Regions from separate parts of the Homo sapiens genome. Here region 1 is linked to region 2. The links are chromatin contacts, found by Hi-C or POLR2A ChIA-PET in ENCODE. All regions are on one chromosome and are shown on one strand. The core of a region is the stretch at or near the end of the contact, and the rest is flanking DNA. Distances in the headings are between cores, read along the strand shown. Region 1 holds the start of RUBCNL (rubicon like autophagy enhancer). Region 2 holds the start of COG3 (component of oligomeric golgi complex 3).

Region 1 (3,608 bases), core at 72-2,571, 920 kb before region 2:
CTCCATCCCTCCCTCCCTTCCTTCTGGGACTTAGGTTCCTTCCTTCCTTCCTTCCTTTCTACTTTTCTTTCCTTCCTTCCTTCCTTGGCTTTGGTTCCTTCCTTCCTTCTACCTTCCTTCCTTCCTTCTTTCCTTCCTTCCTGGGCTTAGGTTCCTTCCTTCCTTGGCTTAGATTCCTTCCTTCCTTCGCCCTTCCTTCCTTCCTTTCTTTGCTTTCCTTCCTTCCTTCCTTCCTTGGCTTAGGTTCCTTCCTTCCTTCCTTCCTTCTTCCCTCCCTCCCTCCCTTGGGTTCCTTCCTGCCTGCCTGCCTGCCTTCCTCCCTCCCTCCCTCCTTCCCTTCTTCTCCTTTCTGTTTTTTTTTTTTTTTTTTTTTGACAGTCTTGCTCTGTCGCCCAGGCTGGAGTGCAATGGCGCGATCTCGGCTTACTGCAACCTCCGCCTCCCGGGTTGCTCCTGCTTCAGCCTCCCTAGTAGCCGGCATAACAGGCACCCGCCACCACGCTCGGCTAATTTTTATATTTTTAGTAGAGACAGGCTTTCACCATGTTGGCCAGGCTGGTCTCGAACTCCTAACCTCAAGTGATCCATCCGACTTGGCCTCCCAAAGTAGGTGCTGGGATCACAGGCTTGAACCACCGCACCCGGCCAGAGCTTAGGTTTCTATTCGTGACAACTTTCTGTATTGGTTGGCAGGTTCTCCTAGCACCACCATGATCTCAGGACTAACCACTGCACACCCGTGATGGGATTCCAAACCTTCGCTGCAAGAGGACAAGGTGACGAGTTGCTGACAGTGAAGGCTAAACTAACGCGGACAGTGAAGTGCTACATGAGTCGGACTCAGACTCCAGGTGAAGCAGCCAGCAGAGGTCAGAGAGAGACAGCTCACGTTCCGGGTAAGTTGCAGGTCGATTTCAGGGCCGACTCATCCAGATTACTCATTCTTCATTTCAGGCAATTGTATGACTGCTAAATACTGCTGCTGGGGGCATCTGGGGTTGGGAAGTCATTTCTGCCAGGTCTTTGACCCCTGAAAGCGTCGTTGCGTCTCGCGCCGCGGGTAGGCAGGGCGGGATTTCTAGGAGGACCGGCAGAGGCGCGCATAGGTGCGTGGTGCTGGGCCCGGGCGCCGCGGCACCGGTGTAGGAGCGCGCATCTCCAGAGTTTCTTCCATCTGGGCGACGTCTCGGTGCCTGCGGCGGGAACGGCGCTTTGCTTCCCTGAGGAGCTTCTAGAGAGCTACGGTGGCCCCCGTGTGGGAGGCGGGGGGCGTGGCGGCGTCGGGGCGTCGCTGTCCCCTCCTCGGTAGCTCTCCTCCCTCCCCTTTCTGCTGTTACCGGGAGCGCGGTGGCCACGGAACGCTGCCCGGAGCCGCGCGAGGGAGGACCCGACGCGCGGCGTTTACCCAGCGCAGCGTTCCACCGCTCGGGTTTGGCTGGGTGAGGCTGGCGGGGCCGGGGGCGAGATGGGAGCGGCGCGGGGTGGAGAGGGTGGTTGGAGAAAGGGAAGGGAGGGCCGCGGGAGAGGTTGGATGGTGGAAGTGGCGCCAGAGAGGTTTGTGCCCAGCAGAGACACCCAGGTATCTTAGGGTCGCTCAGAGCAGTGTCGGGGACCCCTTGGAGACAGTAGGAAGGGGCTCCTCGCGGGGTGGCGGATTTCTATCCGGTTGACTTTGTAGAGTGAGGTTGACCCTGTGTTCGGCTTGGGCCGGGAAGGGCGCAGAAGCGGGACCTCAGGACACTTTTACGCAGGGCGATTCTCAGAGACTACAAAGCCTGCGCCCTGCGTCCTCCCAGGCGCAGTGTTCTGGGATCAGTGTCTTTTCTCTGTTTTCGTCCTCAACACAGCCAAAGTCGTGGATATGTGGTGACAGAAAAACATTTGGCTACATAACTGAGCTAGGCTGGAGTGTGAAATCGCGGCGTGTTATTTGGTCCGGGCGCCCTACATAGCAACCCCCACTCTTCTCGCCCCCAACCCCCCGCCACGCCGGACACGGTCAGGCGGGCGTTCCCCCAACCCGCCCCTTGTGAAGTCCACCTGCTGAGACTGATACAGATCCCCTGCGAACTTGATGCTGTCCGCTTGGAAAACGTGGAGAACTTTCAGAGGAGGGGTTATTTCGCCTTGAGTGAAAATTAAGACTCAAAGGAAAAGGTATACTCAAGAGCTGCCCTTACTGGGTTATTTCTGTGGAATTTGGAAGGATCTTTGAATTGAAGATGTGGTGGGAGCGCGCAGAGAACAGAGAATCCGTAAGCTTGAGTTTCTTAGACCCAGTTTCTTAAAGCCAAAGTAGCGGGGAGATCTTGGCAAGTCAAGAAACCTTCTTGAACTTCAGTTCCCTTGCCTCAGGGGGAGAATACTCCAGCCATACCCCACTGTGTGGTTTAGAAGGTTAATGGCCTGGAGGGAGGGAAGTGTTTTGAAGCCTATAAAGTATCCTGTGAAGGTATCACCACATTGCTGCCCACTGAAACACTGCCGGCCGCCGACAGAACTTTGTTTGGAGCCGAGTTAAGACAGCATCTTTATGGCAGTGCTGGGGTTTTCGTGATTACCGGTCCAGAGTGTCAGGACACCTCTGTTTCTCAAACCCCAGTTTCTGCACTGCCACATGAAACTGCTCATTACTGAGTGACAGCAGAGGACAGGAACTTTGCCTTCTTCATTAACTTCTTTAGGGCCTTTACAAAGTGGGAGATGGTAGGAACTTTGATGAAAATTGAGGGTCATAGCCTTGGAGCGGGGTGAGGGGTTAGATTTGACTGGACATAGTCTTCATGCAACCGTTTAACAACAAAAACATTGTTGGCTGAGTTCTTGTTTTTTGATACAAGGAACATTCTGTCGGAGCCAAGGTTAAACATCCAAGAGTAAACGTTTGTTGGTTTTTTTTTTTTTTTGCATGATCTTTAGAGGATAAGTAAAAAACTAAAGAAAGGCTGCATTGCTTGCTGACACATTTTTTCCCCACCCATCTGAAGGCACACAAATAATAGCACTGGCAAATTTGAATAGTTTCCCTTGTTACCAAATCTACGTTCTTATTTCTAATATGGAACGATTATTTCTAGTATGGAGAGAAATATGGAATTTCTAATATGGAAGATTTAGCATGGTGTGTCATTGTAAAAATTTAGGCAGTTCTTGGATAAGTATGTCCAGCCTTCCAGAGACTATAAGTGTAGTAATATTAGTGCCTGTTAGTCATATTGTGTATCTTCCTGATACCCAATTAGATCTCTGATTGTTTTTTCTTTTTAATTAAAAGGAGCTGAAAGATGACTCAGTTAAGAAGCTGGAAAATAAAACCAGGTCTCTGTAACTGTGCTGTCTTATTCTGAACTGAAAGTCTTTCTGCAATAATAATGATGGTGATAATAAAGCTAACCTTCATAGGACATTGTGTACCAGACTGATACACGTGCTACAATTCTGTTCGTTCTCACACCATCCTTCATGGGGGAGGTTAAGAGCATTGCTCAAAATCACACAGCTAATAAGTCATTTTTCTCAGATTGGCGTTAAAATTATATTTAATTGGGTCCTGTGTGTGCGAGTGTTTTAACTTTTGCATTGTCTTTTATCCCACACACGGAGGCAAC
Region 2 (3,364 bases), core at 512-3,011:
CCCTCAGTGCTATTAAGTCCAAGCATCCTGCTGCAGTAGGAGCCAAATCAATTATAAACAGACTGGAAAATTTATAGAGCAAACAACTTTTATTATCCAGGGTATAAAAGAGTTTGATAGCTGAGCCAAAGAAATTTCCACCTGCGCCTTCATTGATTTCAGATCCACTTCCGGTACCATATCCTAGAGGTGGAAAAAGAAACCCAAGAAAGAACGCCTATTTGATGGCTGAGCATACAACAGTGAATGTGAAGAGAACGTTTAAATCAAATCTCTAAAGTTGGAGGACAGAAAAAGTTGAAGACTCTAAACTCAATCTGCATTTGGACACAATTCCAAATCGTATAAAAAGAATGCTTCAGGCCAGGCACGGTGGCTCACGACTGTAATCCCAGCATTTTCGGAGGCCGAGGCGGGCAGATCACTTGAGGTCAGGAGTTCGAGAACAGCCTGGACAACAGGGCGAAACCCCATCTCTACTAAAAATACAAAAAATTAGCCGGGTGTAGTGGCAGGCACCTGTGATCCCAGCTACTCGGGAGGCTGAGACAGGAGAATCGCTTGAACCCGGGAGGTGGAGGTTGCAGTGAGCCGAGGTCACGCCACTGCACTCCAGCCTGGGCGACAGAGCGAGAGAAAAGAATGCTTCCAACATCAAAAGTAACCATCACCACTGCTTATATAAAATAATCCTCCTAAACCTGGCCCTCAAAACTGGAAAACGTTTGTCAAACATCTGACAATTCATGTTACTTCCTGCTATTACAACTAATTGAATTGAATCACACAAGAAGCAGTAGTGCATAATATCCTAATGGTAAGTGGATTAAACACATTGACTCTAACACCGAAAACCAGCACTGCTTAATAATGTACTGAGCCAACTTTCAAATAAAATTCATTTTTATTGCTTTGCAATAGGTGAAATAAATCTGATCTCCCATAACTTGCACTTGATTGAGAGCTCATAGTTCAATGTGCGATAAATGAAACTCACTCAGGACCAAGTTTTGGTCTCCCCAAGACCCCCATGGACAAAGCAACCTAGGTGAATCATTAAGGCGGTAAACGAGCACGCGCTGGAGACTGTCCTGCAGCACAGCACCTCGGGTTGACTGCCTCTCCTTCTGGGAGAGAGTGGGCAGCAGGATTACGCCTCGGCTGACAGGACGCCTCGTCTGGGGCAAAACGTTCGGTGCAAGGCTCCGGGCCAACCGTCCCATGCTGCTGGGGGAGGACTGGGTTCCGGCGAGCACCAGCTGCAGGACACCCCCACAGCCGTCCCCAGGCAGAATTAGAGTCGGGGTCGCAGGCAGAGCGAAGCCTGACAGCCTGGGAGATGAGGCCCCTCCCACCGGATCCGCCACCATGGCCAGGGAGGAGTGGAGAGATATCCTGGGCAGAGGCTAGTGAGGCCGGGGTCCTGCCGGGGCGCCCGAGGAGAATCCCAGCCCCATCGCCCCGGCCCGGTTCCTGCCCATCACCTCACCTCAGCTGGCACCGGCAAGTTCTCTGCCGCCGCCTTCAGCTCCAATACCGAGTCCGTCTGCCTGTCGGTCAGCGGCGCCGTCGTGTCCGGTCTCCGATCCCAGAGAGCCAGCTTTTCCCTAGCGTCCCGCTCCGCCGCCGCCTCAGGCAGCAGCAACAGCGCCGCCTCCGCCATCGCCGCCGCCCTCGCGGCCTTCAGCAGCAGCGAGATGGAGGGGACCCCGACAGAGAGACCTGGGCCACTTCCGGGAGAACCGGAGCTTCCAACACTGCACCGGCGGCGGGGCGGGACGGAATGCCCTGACCCCGGAAACGGTTCCGCAGTGTGGGGGGCGGGACCGAGGCCAGTACCGACGTGGCTTTAAATGGGTACGACTATTTCCGGTTGAAACGTAGAAGGTGGAGAAGACAGGACCCAATGGAAATAGAAATGCCCCTACCGGAAGTCTTTTCCTCAACATCAATAACTTTATTGTTACGTGTTGTACAGATTATTGACAACTGCGCTAAATCACCCTGCCGGCAGGAGACTTGGATCTACACCTCTCTGCTTACAGCTGGGTAGTCTGGGTAGAATGTGTGGAGTGTATGATTTCCATGTTGGCATGTTGACAATTTATGCCTCTTGGATCAAAACCAAAAGCATAAACTTTTCCAACATCCAGTAATTCCCCTACTAGAAAACTAATTTACGGAAACACATAAAAAATTCAAAGATGTGTGTATCTCAGACATCATTAATGGTATCAAATAACTGGAGACAACCTAAATGTCCAACATTGAAGAACTGGATCAAGAATTTGTGGCACAGACCAGGCGCGGGGGCTCAGGCCTGTAATCTCAGCACTTTGGGAGACCGAGGTGGGCGTATCACCTGAGGTCAGGAGTTTGAGACCAGACTGGCCAACATGGTTGAACCCCGTCTCTACTAAAAGCACAAAAATTAGCCAGGCGTGGTGGCACATGCCAGTAATCAGCCTGAGAGGCTGAGGCAGGAGAATCTCCTGAACCTGGAAGGTGGACGTTGCAGTGAGCAGAGATCTTGCCACTGCATTCCGGCCTGGGCATCAAGTGAGACTGTCTCAAAATGTATAATAATAATAATTTGTGGTACAGACATGTAATTCTACTCTACCATTTAAATCATATTGTAGATTTGAGCAACAAAATAAATAATGATAGTATTGGATCATAATTTACAGAATAAAATAAATACCCATGAGTCCATACTGCTATAAATAAACGATTGAATAAATAAATGGTGGAGAACAGACAATCTTCTACAAGTTATGGAGGCCTCTTCCTGCTCCTCCCTGGAGTCAAGGCAGGTGGAAACAGCTTCGTAGCAATTTTGACCATTGTCTGGGTAAAGTCTGAAGGCTTTATTCAGGCTTTATAGCACAAATCAGTGCCTGGCTATGTTCCCAAATGAAGGCTCTGATCTTTTAAGAGCAGAATTTGAGACCGGGCGCAGTGGCTCACACCTGTAATCCCAGCACTCTGGGAAGCCGAGGTGGGCGGATTACCTGAGGTCGGGAGTTCGAGACCAGCCTGATCAACATGGAGAAATCCCGTCTCTACTAAAAATACAAAAAAACTTAGCTGCGCGTGGAGGTGCATGCCTGTAATCCCAGCTACTCGGGAGGCTGAGGCAGGAGAATCGCTTGAACCCAGGAGGCGGAGGTTGCTGTGAGCCAACGTTGCACCATTGCACTCCAGCCTGGGCAACAAGAGCTAAACTCTGTCTCAAAAAAAAAAAGAATAGAATTTGAAGTTGGAAGAGAATTTTAAAATCATATAATCAAGCCCTTTCTGTCTACAGAGGAGCAAACTACAACCCGTAGAGGTGAAGCAAGCAGCCTAACATCCTGCAATC

The links. A loop is a pair of places that touch in the nucleus more often than their neighbours do. ChIA-PET counts read pairs that join two places held with the same protein, here RNA polymerase II (POLR2A). Pooled maps may share reads with other maps.
Region 1: a loop to region 2 is called in a pooled map, with 4 times the contacts of the local background. The contact joins the promoter of RUBCNL here to the promoter of COG3 in region 2. A Hi-C loop is called at or near these places in 1 of 50 pooled maps. POLR2A ChIA-PET finds 5 or more read pairs at or near these places in 2 of 52 experiments (GM12878 and activated T-cell).

What each region holds. Positions count from the first base shown.
Region 1 is chr13:46,384,965-46,388,572 of GRCh38, reverse strand. RUBCNL (rubicon like autophagy enhancer) reads left to right here and starts at 1,321. Exons shown (of 15, transcript NM_025113.5): 1 at 1,321-1,439. RefSeq lists enhancers at 545-654, 675-774, 805-1,084, 1,465-1,554.
Region 2 is chr13:45,463,336-45,466,699 of GRCh38, reverse strand. COG3 (component of oligomeric golgi complex 3) reads right to left here and starts at 1,761. Exons shown (of 23, transcript NM_031431.4): 1 at 1,490-1,761. The coding sequence starts at 1,663.